2 separate regions of the Homo sapiens genome follow, and region 2 is linked to region 1. A link is an interaction called in ENCODE POLR2A ChIA-PET data of the cell type or tissue named here. Cell type or tissue: Panc1. All regions are shown on one strand.

Region 1 (8,000 bases):
GAATCTTACAGTAACTTAATTATTATATACTATAGTTAATATCCTGCAGCTATAAAAATGACTGGGAACAAGCTAGGATATAAATTTAAAAGTAAATGCATAGGAGTGTGGGTATAGAAAGATCGCTGAAAAAATTAATACTTATAAATCAGCCATTTTTTTTCAATAGTAACACTGAGAGAATGAGAAAATACCTGCAATTAGTGTATTTTAAATTAGTCCTTCTTTCCTTTTACAGCTGCCAGTGGAGGGCATATTGATCAGAGAAAGGACCAAATAGACAAAAATGCAGAAAACAGATCTATGGTGTAAAGTGCCGAAGTAATTGATCCTTACCTAGTAAATATTCACATATGTTAACGTAAGTTAATACTGTTAGGAAACTGAGACCAATTTCATAAACAATATGCAACTATTTGGAAATTTCAATTATAGATGCTCAACAAATATCAAGTAAGCACATTTAAACCTAAAGACGAGTGTTCGGATATTTCAGTGGAACATTTTAGTATTGGTTCTGACTGTAATAATCCTGGCCAATATGTGTAGACTCTTTTAGTAGTCATTGTTTCCAAGCTGATTGGGCAGAGACCATGTCTATTGCACTTTTGAATAGCAACTTGAATCCTCTTGGCTTCTGGAACATATAAAATAACAATGTTCTCCAGAAATGCTGCCATTTGGTAACTTCTCTTTGGAGTGCAAACTTAAATTCTTGGTTATAAGTAGTATGTGCATATGCCCCGGTGTCCACATGCACAGATCTCTATGGGCATCAAATAAGGTATGCTTGCTGGGAAATAGAATGATTTTTGAATGCATAAGAACCCAAAGAGGATGACATAAACTTAGCGAAGTTTTCAAGCTCCAGTCTTTATTATGTATGTATGTTTTAAATTAAGGAGCAATCCAAAGGTTGAAAATCAGGGAAATCAGAGGCAGTTAATTTTATCAGAGAAAAAAATTGGAAGATAAAAGCTTTGGAAGATATCAGAGCAAAAATTGGAAGATAAAAAAATGAGAGGAATAGCAAAAACAAATTTTTAAGGTAAAACTATAAATTTTCTTTTGAAATTGTACATATTCGTTGGACTCAATAGTCATCTTCTCTTACTGGAACTAACTAAGAGTTAGTCCCTGTGACTGCTTACAAGGCAGAGCCAGGTAATTGATGCGTCAGAAACCTAGCTGTTGAACCACTGTGTGAATCTTTAGGCCATGAGGCTTAATTCTAATTTTAAGCAGATTTGGCTCTTATAAATCCTAAAGAGTTATAAAGCCTTGAGTTATTTTCTTGAAAATATCTGATAATTCAATTTATAATTTATTCTTAACACTCTCTTTAAAAAAAAAAGAAAGAAAACTTAAAGTATAATAATAATAAAATTAAAAAAAAAAAAAAGAAAAGTAAGGGACCAGATCAGGGGTAGAACAAAGCTGCAGACATATATTTTTCAAACCTGCTGTCAAGGAAATCAGAGGCATAAGAAAACTTGAACAGAATCAAGAAATTTACCATTTAGTTATAAAATTAGATGCAGCATTCCATATCTCATCCAAATATAATAATCTATTGGGAAATCATATTCAGGAGTGGCTTCTCCATCGAAGGTATAATTCCCTTGGAAGATTCACATGTATTTTATACAGTTTATCCCTAAAAATGTTTAAAGACAAGTCTGTGTAAAATGTGAAGTACTTGACTTCCTTATTAGTGACTTTATCTGAGGCATGGTCTACCATAGTAGTGATTACACTGCCCATTAACCAGTGAGTATTGATCTATTTATTCCTGAAAATTTTCCCTCCCCATTTAAAAATAAGCAGAAATAAAAACCTGGCTTCGTCATTTGTGATGGATGCTAAAGTCATGACTAGATAAAAGACTTCAATTTATCAGTTTATGTCTGAAGCCGAAAACTACTTGTTGATCTCTTAAATTCAAAAGGTTACTTGGAAACACTCAAGGCCAAATTGGAGAAAAATGATTAATCCATTTTAGTAAGTGCTTCTTTCTTATAAATGGAATTTAACTCCTTGGGCAAATGTAACGTTCTTTTTACTTCTGTGATTGCTAAAGTTTCTTTAGGATAAACATAGAAAAGAAATGGGAGTAGAGGGAATACACACACACACATGCACACACACACACACACACACATGCTGCAACCACACAAAGCACAAAGCAATTGTTGAATATGTCTGTGACCTTTGTTTATGTTCATATTTCAAAGTCAAGATAAGCCAATTTTCCCACCTAGAGATTTTCCCTCTGTAATTGGATATGTATCTAGATATTTACTATCATAATGGATTCTGGAAATGACACTAAAATTTCATTTCACTACCAGCCAACCAAATTTCTGATCTTTCAAAAATTAGGTCATTTAAAAGCTTTGCAAGAATCTCAGTTTATTAATTGGGGTGACACATTTATAGTTATTGGTTACAATATCAATGGAATCTTTCTTAATAAAACAATGTTCTCACTATAATTATAGTCCACAAGCACTATGAGCCACATAGTGGCATTTAAGATGCTCTCACCTTCTTCAGCCTCCTTACACCTCACTCTTAGAGCATCACTACTATCCCTTAAAATATGGAAAGGTGGAGAAATCTTTCTGAGCTTGGGCACTTCCACTAACTCTTATTTTGCTGCTGGTCCCTGTCCCTTTGAGGAGCAACAGCACTAAAAAGCTACTTTCAGAGATCCAAAAACAACATGGTTCGTGGAAAGCCATGTATTGGTATGGCTGGGGCCTGCCAACCAATTGTGTTCAGTCCTTTACTCTCAGAGATATTTAAAATCTCCTACTGGCTCCTTTTGTGTAGCGGTAAGTGAAGATTCAATGGGACAAGGCTCTAAATGGACTGGAGGCCTCTTTTCCATTAGAGATGTGTTTCCTCATAGACTTTTGTCTTCACACTTTATTTTCTTGTGCCCACTGCCTCTTATTCGATCATTTGTTGTTTCTATTCTCAAACTCTCTTTCTTCTTCTCCTAATTTTGTTTCTGAAAATTTAGCCTGTATCTTACAATCTACTATATACCAGGCAGTGCTCCACTCTCTCCTTACTTTTTTAACTACAGCCTATCAACCAAAGTTTATTCTATGGTTGACTTCCTCTCAGGAAAAAGACTGAGAGGAATAGACAAAACTTTGTAAAGAAATGTATGGGATGGTTGTGGGAGGGAAATCACAATGAGTGCATTTGGAAAAATACATAAACTACCTGTCTTCTTATGTTCATGATCATATTTTAAACTAGAATGGTTAACAGCTGTGTCTTTCCTGAATTATTATAAGCTAGTTTTATAGTGAATAACATTCTATATTTGTTCAGCGTATTTTAGATAATGAGGTAGGAAAAATTTCTGTAGTATATTTATTCCTGCTAAAATAGATTATGGTCTATAGAATCTGGTTATCCGCTATTTAAAATGTTTCCTACATGTTTGAGGGTTTCAAAAGTGTCCTTTTCATTTGTGGAATTTAATTCTATTCTCTAGACATAATCTCAGTGTTATATCATTACAGAGAGTACTTTAGTGAACAGTCAAATAGGAAGAGAGTAAAAGAAGAACACTGGCATGTTGAGCCAGACTCTTAAGAAAAGCAATTAATAAGAAAATAGCTCTGTAGCCCAATGAGAATTAAATAGTGAGATTAATAGAAACTAAATAATTGGATGGTTTGGGTTTGGATTATGTACATGAAGATTTTTTTTTTTAAAGTGAAAGAATTTTGTTCTTTGTTACACTGGTAACATTAAAATTAATGAGTAAGGGTAAGGAGGACTGAGGAATTGAGGTAATTTGTGGTTTCACTGTAACAAGGTGAAGAAGACAACTTTTGGCAAGTTTTTTGTTGGCATATCTGATTTGCACTAATATGATGTTATTTACAATATTTATCCCACTTAAGTGAGTATTTGCATATTTTACTATAGAAACGTGGGGGTTTGTGGTATATGATATATACAAAATATTACCTTTATAAATTCTAAAAAAAATCTGAATTCTGAAATATATGTGGCTCCAAGGACTTCAGATAAGGAATTGTGGACTTGCATATCTATTGACTGTTGGGAGGAAAACTTTAAGAGGTATTATGAGTGAGCTATAACCTCCTCTTTAATAAGAAGAGTCAGTAACTGTTGTCTAAAGTGGTTAAGTTGAGAAGTAAAAGTATAAGCATATAATATAGTGTTATGGATCAGAATATCTAAAGAGAAATTAAAAGAAATTTCTCTTTGAAGTAGAGGTAAAGAGGGTTGGAGCGGGAGACTTGCTTCTCATCACACCTTCTTCAAAACTATGAACTGTTATCATGTGCATGCATTATTAATACTTTAGTTTTAAAAATTAAATTAATTATTTCAACAAACTTGCCTTGAGTTTATGTAATGTGTTAGGCATGGTATCTGGAAGCGTGAAAATTGAAACCTTTGTCTGGGCACAATGGCTCATGCCTGTAATCGCAGTGCTTTGGGAGGCTGAGGTAGGAGAATTGCTTGAGCCCAGGAATTCAAGACCAGCCTGGGCAACATAGAAAGATCTCATCTCTACAAAAAATAAAAAATAAAAGAAAACTAGCTGGGCATGGTGGCATGCACCCCTGGTCCCAGCTGTTCAGGAAGCTGATGTGAGAAGATCGCTTGAACCCCGAAGGTCAAGGCTGCAGTGAGCTGAGATTGCATCACTGCACTGCAGTATCACTGCACTCCAGCCTGGGTGACAGAGGAATACCCTGTCTCAAAAAAAAAAAAAAAAAAAAAAAAAGAAGACGCTCTCAAGAGTTCTAATATGTAAAATAGACTTGTAAACAATGAGGCTTGATATGAAACAGTAAAGTGATCATTTTTATAGCATTATATACAGAGAAGACAGTGACTACTATTTTCCAGCTAAGAGAGTGTACATCTAGGTGTGTATGAGGGTAATGGGCCTGGTGAACTGTAGGAGAGGGAAGAGGAAAGTCAGTCAAGGGAGCCTTCACAGAGGTGCTGGACCTTTTTAGAACGCAAAAGACTCAATCTGAGAGGCGTCAGAGGGAGACAGACACAAGGTGAAGATGTAGAAAAGTTCTTGATGGAGAGCACTCTTCCATGCCCTCCTTGTAGCTAGAGAAAACCAGGCTGTAGCTCCTTTAATTTAAATCTGCCTTCCCCAGCAAACAAGAAGCTATTTGGATATTTTGTTTTGTTTTTCCTGAAGGGTGACAGTAGAGGGTGGGAAAGGTACATTTTACATAGGAGATTTATATCTTAATTTTACTCTCAAAATAGAAGACCCTGAGAAAATACACATGAGCAGGGAATTTTTTAAAAGAAATTCAGTTTAAAGTCAGCTTTTTCTAGATTGCAAGTAAGCTGTGTAGAGTAAGGGAAACATGGCTCATCTGGCCAGGGTTCTAAAGTAGGCAAGCTAACTAAATCTCACAGGAGGTCTTCGAGGAGAGCAAACCCAGAATTCATTGCATTAATCCAGCCTAAATATTTTAAGGACATGAACAAATATGATGATGTCATTGAAGAGAAAGGGTTGTTTGCTTCCATACCCATTTTGGCAGCTGTAGCAGCTGTGGTATCTCTTCAAACACTCAGATTGTAGGTTAAACCCTAAAGTTGAGCCTTTGAGTTTCAGGGCTAGATAGGAGTTTCTTGAAATACCAGCCTTCTGATATAACAGAAATTATGACAGAGGAGCTGTATACAAATTGGCTATAATGGGGAGTGATCAGATACATTGTGAATAAATACAATATACAAAGAGTTAATATTAAAAATATGGAGAATGGGGGAAAACTCAAAAAAGAGAGCTCAAGAATCAATGCTTCAAGTGCATGTAGAGTTAAGAGTGCACATGGGGGAGGCAGTGAGGCCTCTGACAGGTGGTAGGGGAAGTAAGTTGACAGATGAGCTTTATATTTCTTGAAAATTTTCTCTTTATCTCAGTTCACAGAGGCGGATGGGAAAGGAACAGATGTCAGAAACAGCAGTGATTCTCAGGGAAGATTAAATGGTAGAGGAAATGGAGATCGCATTACCAAATAAGATGGGAAGGGAAAGCAGTGTGTTTAAGTAGAACTAGACAGAATGACCAGGTGGAATTTGGATTTGAAGTTTTAGGGGATATCATGTTAAAGCAGTAAACACCAAGCTATCACAATCTGACCCGTTGAGATTCCATTAATTGATAACGATGATGAGTACTTCTTTATTTGTTAATAAAAGCGTGCCATAAAGAATAGGCACATTAAAGTTTTCATTTAAAAATACATGTATTGTTCCATTTCAGAATTGTTAAGAAGTTGAAATATTCTTATAACATTAGAAAGAACTAAGGTTTAGGAAGATTTGGGATTACGTGAGAGTTGCTTGTATCACATCATGTTACTTTTCATTCAATTTTCTCCTTCATCAATCCCTCTTCCCTTCTCCCCTTTTCCTTCTTCATTTTTTCTCCTTATAGGGACATATGGAGGTATGGGAACTCAGACGCAGTATTCAAAGAAAAAGAATGTATTATTAAGAAACTTGGTCACATTATTATTATAAAAGTATACATTCACTAAGAAAACATTTACATAAGAAAAGTACTCAATTAGATTTCTGGTCTATATATAAAAGATCTTCTCAACCAAAAACAACTTGAGGCTGGCATTTAGAAAACCTGAGCTCTAGTTCTACCCTATCCCTCATTAGCCCTATGACTTCAGACAAATCATATGCCCTCTTTGGCTCTCAGTTTCTTCAACTGTGAAGAAGAGCTTAGATCATGTCTGTAATATATATGTTTTAATTATTTGAATACCATAGTCTAGGTGGTGATCTTAATGCAAGCAAATGCCGTTCACTTTAACAATCCACAGGGAAGAGATGGGAGAGATGGTTCCAAGAGCAGAAAACTATCTTGGTAAAGGAATTCCTACATTTTTATCCATTCATTCTACTAATACTAAGTAAACATCTGCTGTGATTTCCTATGCCTGGGAATGCATTTCTTCCAGATATCCACATTGCTTATTCCCTTGCCTCCTTTAGGGCTTCACTGTGTGGTCATCTCGTGAGGACTTCCTTCTTTCCTATTTAAAATTATGTGCATGCACACACCACACTGTCTCTCTTGCTATCTCTCTTTCTCTCTCCAATTCTGGGACTCCCCATTCCTCTTTCTGTGATTTATTTTTCCCAATAACACTAAATACTTTCTAATATTCTAAAAAGTTACCTATTTATTTTATTATTTAAATCCCCCGTTTGAAATTAAGATAAAGACAAAGACTTTGTAGGGTTTGTTCAATGCATAGAATAGAGTTTATCACATAGTAAGCCCTCAGTAACAGAGTTCAAGTCTTAATCATCAAGTAGCTGAGGAATTCTAGACTCATTGCGAGTATATTATTTCAATGGGAATAGATAAGGAGACTAGGAAAGTCAGAGATAGTAATGGATTCACAATTCTGATTTTCAAACATCTTGAGCAACAGGATCTTTGTTTCTGACGAAAACTCATGTAGAAGCCACATGTGAAGAGTTAAGTGCAGACTTGGTCTAAGTGAAACAGGTGAAAGAAACATGGCCACTTGCTTTAGCTAGAATCACTACCTAAACTATGGTATTCACATCATAAAGAATGTACACGATGGATATATGATCCAAGCTCTTGCTTTTCTCCTGCCTCCTCAAGGTGGTCCCTGAAGAAATTCTGAACAGATTTTCTCAAAGTTGCCTAATATCAAAAATTACTTGGAACACTGGTTAAAAACACAGATCCCCTGGGGCTTTGCCCCTGGAAAGGAAAGGGAATATACCAAGAAGTTGGTGAAGAGGCCAAGGTTTGCATCAAGGAAGGTGATTATAGAGAACAAGAAACATCTGGATTTTCCGAGGCTGAATAAAGAGAAAGGTTAGCAAGAGGACAGGGGTCTACTTAGTAAAGTCATTTCAATGGTGGTCAGTCACTTACACTTGTCTCCCACATAAGAAGAAAA
Region 2 (8,000 bases), 150 kb after region 1:
CAAGAATAAGCCAAACCCAAAATTAGAAGGAAAGAAATAATAAAGATCAGCGCAGAAACAGAGATTAAAACAACAATACAAAAGATCAAGGGAACAAAAAGTTGGTTTTCTGAAAAGATAAACAGAATTGACAAACCATTAGCTAAACTAAGACAAAAAGACCCAAATAAATAAAATCCATAATGAAAAAATGAAACATTACAACTGATACCACAAAAAAGAAATATTACAACTGATACTTCAGAAATACAAAGGATTATTGGAGACTTTTATGAAGAATTATATACCAAAAAATGGAAAACCTAGAAGAAATGGATACATTCCTGGGCACATACAAGCTACCAAGATTGAACCAGGAAGAAATGGAAAACTTGAACAGAACAACAATTCGGTAACGAAACTGAGTCAGTAATTAAAGTCTCCCAACAAAGAAAAGCCCAGGACCAAATGGCTTTGCTGCTGAATTCTACCAAACCTTAAAAGAAGAATTAACACCAATTCTTCTCAAACTATTTCAGAAAATGGAAGGGAATTTTTTCAAACTCATTCCATGAGGCCAGCATTACAAAGCCAAACCAGAGAAGGATGCAAGAAAAAAAAGAAAACTACAGGCCAATATCCCTGATGAACATAGATGCAAAAACTCTTGACAAGATACTAGCAAACTGAATACTACAGCATATCAAAAAGATTATACACCATAATCAAGTGGGATTTATCTCAAGGATGCAAGGATGGTTCAACATATACAAATCAATAAATGTGGTATATCACATCAACAGAATGAAGGACAGAAACAATATAATCATCTCAATAGATACAGATAAAAATTTTTACAAAATTCAACATCACTTCATGATAAAAACTCTCAATAAATTAGAAGGAATTTAACTCAACACAATAAAGGGCTTATATGACAAAACCACAGCTAACATCATACTAAACAAGGAAAATCTGGAAGCTCCTTCTCTAAGAACTAGAACAAGACAATGATGTCCACTTTCTCTACTCTTATTTAACATAGTACTGGAAGTTCTAGCCAGTACTATTTGGCAAGAGAAAGAAATGTGGCTAGTTCCAGTTGTGATGTGCTGTAAGTGTAACATATACATTAGATTTCCAATACTTTCTACAATAAAAGAATGCAAAATATCTTATTAATACATTTTATTTTCATTAATTGATTACATATTGTATTAGTTTGCTAGAGATGCCATAACAAATTATCATAGACTAGGTGGGTTAAGCAAGATAAATGTATTTTTCACAATTCTAGAAGGTAGAAGTCTGAGATCCAGGTGTTGTCAGGTTGGTTTCTTCTGAGGCCTCTCTTCTTGACTCATGTCATCACATGATCTTCCCTCTGTGTGTGCCCATGTCCATATTGCCTCTTGTTATAAGAACATCAGTTATATTGGATTAGGGCCCACCCTAATGAAACCATTTTAACTTAATTACTTCTTTTAAAACCCCATCTCTCAATATAGTCACATTCTGTGGTACTGCTGGTTAGGGCTTCAACATGAATTTTGTGGGGGACACAACTCAACTCATAATGCCTGTCAAAATAATAATATTTTGGACCTATTTGGTTAAAAAAGGCAGTATTAAGGTAAATTTCAACACTTTATTGTTACTTTTTAAAATATGGCTACTAGAAATGTGGCTTGCATTATACTTCAATTGGACAGTGCTGGATTTTATTTCTTTGGGACACCAAAACACTGTATCATCACCTGTTGAAAGAATAAGAAAAAGTTCTCATTTTAAATAATTTGCCATTTTCTACTATATTTCCCTTTTAGTACTAAGTTTTATTTTGGTATTGCTAATAAGCAAAAGCAGTGAGATGCTATATAAAGAAGATGAAATGTGCACAAAGAAAATTAGACCAGAGTTCTATTTTGATCTTACTATCTTTATGATCTCAGGCATAGCCCTTACCTTTTCTTTAATTTCTTCTTTCTACAAAAGAGAGGATAACAGCCTACATTTGTTGAGTGATTATTTTGTGCCAGGTACTCTTCTGAATTTCTACACTACTAATTTATTTAATCCATACAACAACCCTTTGAAGATTTTAGGTAGTAGTATTACTCTATTTGAGAGAAAACTGAAGCACACAGAGATTAATTAACCTGCCCAAGACTCCAGAGTTAGTAAGTGGTAGAAGCAACTGGTCTAACTCCATACCATATCATTTATTTCTCCCTGTACTTCTGTCTCACAAGATATTTGTGAGGATCTACTGAGATGGTATATGTGAAGGCATTTGAAAACTGATGACTGTTAATTATTTTCTTTGTCTGCCTTCCTAGGAACATTTCAGAGAAAGCTATTATTTTTGTCTTTTGACCAGCAAATCTATATATCTTTCTTTACAGCCTGGTAATTTCAGAACGAATAGAAGTGTTTGTATCTGTGGGTTTGACACACTACTGAATCACAAAGTCTTTGGAATAATTCTCAAAAGCCATCACTTTTAGCCCACTTTCTCATTCATTAATGCTCTATTCTTTTTCTAGCATGTCTAGCAGAATTCTCTTGAATTCTTGCAGTGAATTGGTGCTCCTTAAATACCTGCTATTTTGGAATAGTTTTGACTTAAATACATTTTCCTTTTCTCCCAGTTGCAAAATGTCAGGGCTGACAACTGAAAGGGCTTCTGAAGATTGTCAGTGTTCTCATATTCAGATAGGTAGCAAAGAATCTGACACATTTGGTATAATAAACCCACAAATGTTCATTAGTAAGATTGTAGCCTGATTTATTTCTCTGATTTAGAAAACACGCTTAAAGAAGGAGAGTCTGTCTGCAAGGAACCTTCTGAATTCTTTTTTTAATTCAAGCTCGTATATATAAATATTGTAAACTGAGATGTCGCTTATGTCATTTACATCATTTATCTCAAATAATAAAAATGGTTCACTTTTTTTGAGCACTACTATATGTCTGACACTGTGGTAAGTGCCTTTTCTGCATTATTCTCACTTGGTGATATCACACCTGCCCTGTCCTATAAAATGTATAATGTGCATATATTACCTCCACTTATAAGCACAGAAATTAAGGCTTAGAGAGGTTGAGTAACTTCTTAACTAACCTCACTAAAGTCACAAAGCTTATTAGTGACAGAGCCAAGATATAATACAGGTCATCTAATTCCGTAGTTCATACTGTTAATCACTATTCCACATTTCCCTCAAACCAAAGTGGATTGAGCATTCAGGGTATTCTGTCTAAGTCAGGCAGATATTTTTATTTTTATTTTTATTTTTATTTATTTTTATTTTTATTTTTTATTTTTTTTACTTTTTTATTTATTTATTTATTTATTTATTTATTTTTTATTATTATACTTTAAGTTTTAGGGTACATGTGCACATTGTGCAGGTTAGTTACATACGTATACATGTGCCATGCTGGTGTGCTGCACCCACTAACTCGTCATCTAGCATTAGGTATATCTCCCAATGCTATCCCTCCCCCCTCCCCCCACCCCACAACAGTCCCCAGAGTGTGATGTTCCCCTTCCTGTGTCCATGTGATCTCATTGTTCAATTCCCACCTAGGAGTGAGAATATGCGGTGTTTGGTTTTTTGTTCTTGCGATAGTTTACTGAGAATGATGATTTCCAATTTCATCCATGTCCCTACAAACTTATATTTGATGAATTCTGCAAATAGGTGTATGATCCAGTTTTTCTTATAGCTTCTGTGATTTGGTAATCCTCCTACAGATGGTAGAATATGGTATTCACAATAATATGAAAAATATAATTAAATTTGACAAGAATTCTATTAAAACAGCAAGATTTACCATCCAGAATTATTTCATTTATTTTTAATTCATCTTTTATCTTAAACATACCACCTTGATGTTATGTGAAGCTATCTTATATGCTACCTTAAGCCATATGCATTCATTTATGAACCCTCTAAAACTATGTGTCATGCCCTTTCTATTTTATGTTTATTGCCAGGTAGTTTATAAGTGATTAAAGAATATTGCTAGAAATTATATTTAATTAGATAGATAATGTTACCATATCACTTTTGATTCATTTGGCCCCCAATGTAGTATGAAATCTTGTAATTAATTTTTTTTTTTTTTTTTTTTTTTTTTGGAAAGAGAGTCTTGCTTTGTCACCCAGGCTGAAGTGCAGTGGTGTGATCTCGGCTCACTCCCACTTCTGCCTCCCAGGCTCAAGTGATCCTCCTACCTCTGCCTCCTGAGTATCTGGAACTACGGGCATGCACCAGTATGCCTGGCTAATTTTTAAATTTTTTGTAGAGACCAGGTTTCATCATGTTGCCCAGGCTGGTCTCAAATTCATGAGCTCAAGTGATCTACCCACCTTGGCTTCCCAAAGTGTTAGGATTACAGGCACAAGCCACCATGGCCTGTGATGAGAATTTTTAAGAAAAGCCATTTTATCAAATATTTCATTTAACTAAAACACCTTTAATTCAGAAAGCATTATGTCTATTCTAAAAGTGTTTATATGGATTAAATAGACATAAACAATTGGCAGAGGAAAAAACATAGTACTCACTAACAATAGTATTTGTAGAAATTTTGAAGCCATGGTTAAAAAAAGAGAAATTTGAGGGACAATGTAAATACATGCAGTAATAATGCTTTCTTAGCAAAATTCGCATCTTTAGTCTCCTGTCACCTTATTGCTTTGTAAAGAAACATCTTGATCCCAGTCATAAAAGTCATTTAGACTTATAAACTCATTAATGTTTACTAGCAGTTGCAATCTGATTTCTTCTCCTAAACTACTTTAAAAATAGTCTAAGGAAAAAAGCTTTTAAAAACCAACATCAGCTTTATCTCTTACACCTCACGTAATACTTACAAATCTTATTAATAAAGCACTCAGGACAATCTGATACACTACAAAATTTAAAATAATACAGAATTGTTTCAAATAATAATTGCATCCTTCTATAAAATTTGCCTTAGAATAGTTTTAATTTTTATTATAAATGCAGCCATAGTTGTTGATCTTTAAGCAATCTTGACTCTCTTTGTTTTTGCCACTTTATAAAATGTAGACAAATCTGATAGCCAAGGTAAATACCAGAATTAGGGTAAAGCAAAGATAGTTTTGTTTTTTTGTACTTTACATCCTCCAGATTGTCAAACAGGCAACATACACACATTCAATTTCAGAAGAATGAGAGAGAGAAGTAACAAAAGAAAAAAAACTCCAGACCCAATGATTATTACTCCAAGAATATAGATCTTTGTCTAAGCAATCTTCTTCAGAATATTAGTAGTTATAGAACTCTCAGTATATTTTTATCATCTTCACAAAGTTATTTTTCTGTAAACTAAAGGTTTGCCTAAATTGAGATAAGCTCCTTTAAATTTTAATTTATTTTTTAGTTGGGTATGAGCATTTACAGTGACAGAAGAAGTTCTGGTTTTGGCAACTTTGGAAGTAGCTCCCCAACTTTGGGACATGTACGTGTTGTCTGTATGATGACTCAGCTGTGGTCTGGTGCTATTATCACATAATGTTCTATCTTTGAATATTGGAAACAAGAAATTTGCAACAGCTCAACCTAGCAAATTTCTTCTGATTTTGTTTTCATCTTTCCTTTCAACAAAAATTAACTTAAATTTCCTAAAACAGCCTTCAGGTCTTTTTTTAATCTTGATCATCTACTAAGGCTCTTGGGCCCTGGGAATGTCTGAGAAGGTGCACTCAGTAATTCATGTGTAGGAATAGTTGAAAAAGTTATCTTCAGGCCTTTCGGGAGTTCTGTAGTTGGATGTAGGTGACAGCTTTATCAACTACAGTATTCAGTGAACATCAGGGAAGCTTAAAACCCCTGATTATAGCTGCTTTTTTAACGGCTTCGTTTTTCTTCTGTACTCCAGAAAGAAATGATTCTACTCACAGAATTTTACAGTTGTGTGTGGTTTTTTTGGTTGCTTTAATGCTTTGTATTATTTTGTTTTTACTAAGAAGTTTTTACATGTAAAGCAAGTGTAATTGTATTTACATTGAACTTTGAAAGATTTTCTTCCTCATAATGTAAAGAAAAGGTAAATAAGATCAACTGCATACCTATGCTATTATTTTGCTATGTAGTTTATTATGACGGCCCATGCTGCTTTCATATTATTTGAATTTTATTGCCCCTGCTTTCTCTAGGACTTTATTAACTTTGATATAGTGCATCTATACTCATCCATGTAAATGATTTTGAAGAACAAAACAATTGACAGATTTTGCTTTACAATATCTGTGATTTTTGTTTCATACCTTTGTCCATCTTTCAATCTTTGTAAACAGACCTAGTTCTTTATTGCGTAGACCTTATAATCCCTTAATACCCTGATTCTAAACTGAATGAGCTTTAAAAGTGCCTGTTAAACAAATAGTATAAAGGATACAATAATTTAAAATTTCTTTACAGTTACAAGTTTTTAGGTGATGGAAGTAGAATTCCTAAAATATAGATTACTCTTGTGTCATTTTCCCCCTAATCTTTAAGTGTTATCTTCTTATAAATGAAACCACGGGGGTTTTTCTTGTGATTATAGTATTTCATTATTTGAGTATGTAAACATGATGATGATGGTGTTACAGAATTAACAGTAGCAGAGGAATCGCTCTGAGTCAAAAACAGCCTTCATCATGATCAATAGCACAATTGTTTTATGTCTGTAAGGCATTTCTCATAGGACTATATTTGGTCATCCTGGTAGCTTTTGGAAACACATGTTTTGTCTCACAGTATTTGTAGACCACTGTTGGTGGTGGGGTGAGCATCATCAACACTATCTTAACCCATACCCTTCCAGCCTCATCAAATTAGAAGTGAATGATTGGCAGTGGAGAGAGGTTTTCAGTGAAACCATTCTTGATAATGTAGGGCTGGAAAAATTCACAGGTACGTTACCATGGTAACAGTGTTTTCATCGTGATGACCTGATTTACTAAGAAAAAGTCTTCAAATAAGTCTATGACATGATTAAATAAGAGATTTAAGGAAAGGGAAAAGACAAAAACAAAACACCTGAAAGACATTCCAGTCAAGCCCAGTGCTTCTATAATAGACGCCCCAAGGTATGGTGAGAATTATTTCTGATTCAACACTTTCATTCCCTCACCTGTTAAAGTAGTAAACCTTTAAAAGAAAGCTTTTAAATTAAAATTTTCAGCTACTTGGGAGGCTGAGGCGGGACCATCGCTTAAAGCCAGGAATTTGAGATAAGCCTGGGAAACATAACAAAACCCCATCTCTAAAAAAAAAAAAAAGGCAAAATTAGCTGGGCGTGGCATGTAGTTACAGCTATATGGGAGGATCCCTTGAGTTCAGGGGTTCGAGACTGCAGTGAGCTATGATCACGCCACTGCACTTCAGCCTGGATGACAGGGCAAGACTCTGTCTCTAAAAACAAAAATAATAATAGTAGTTATAAAAATATGTTTTAAATAACTTAAAACTTTATATAACAGCCTGTTTCTTAAATACCATGCAAATAATTTCGGAGAAAGTAAGTTATGGTAATTTTTATAAATGACTTCACATTTACAATGCTGGTGTTTTTATTGGTTAAATTAGATTTCTCAATAGCTATTTTTAAAAACTGCAATAGGAAGGACTGTCTATTGTATTTTTTAGAAACAAGCTGGTTTCTACAATATTATTCACGTTTTTTAAACAGCATCATTGAACCTGCACATAAAAGGTTAAATGTTTGCAGACCATTCTTTTTTGCCTCAAAGATCAGAGACAAATTACTATTTTTATTTTACATTTCCTTGATGAGGATAATGATAAACAGCTGTCATTTCAGTGCTTCAACTGCAAAGAACCTTATTGCAATCCTATAATTTAAACAAAGAAAAAATATAGTCATACACAATATACATACAGAAAAGAGCACAATGGAGAATTTGGTTAGAACTGGGGTTAGAGAAAAGGAAGTGTTGCTCTCTGCAATTACTCACGTAAAAGAAAAATTCCATTTAT

The links. Peaks named below come from ENCODE experiments on the same cell type or tissue, not always from the same donor. Only the 100,000 strongest peaks of a DNase experiment are listed, where the experiment ranks them.
Region 2: POLR2A ChIA-PET joins it to region 1 with 15 read pairs; 1 of 35 experiments calls an interaction of 5 or more read pairs at or near these places.

The regions. Positions count from the first base shown.
Region 1 is chr1:172,214,617-172,222,616 of GRCh38, forward strand. The region is part of intron 14 of DNM3 (dynamin 3); the gene reads left to right. Among named protein-coding and RNA genes, the nearest start is that of DNM3OS, 74 kb to the left of the region's middle. In Panc1, no CTCF peak of the experiment used is centred here; no DNase peak of the experiment used is centred here; H3K27ac peaks cover 4,162 bases.
Region 2 is chr1:172,368,576-172,376,575 of GRCh38, forward strand. The region is part of intron 17 of DNM3 (dynamin 3); the gene reads left to right. Among named protein-coding and RNA genes, the nearest start is that of C1orf105, 48 kb to the right of the region's middle. In Panc1, no CTCF peak of the experiment used is centred here; no DNase peak of the experiment used is centred here; H3K27ac peaks cover 5,593 bases.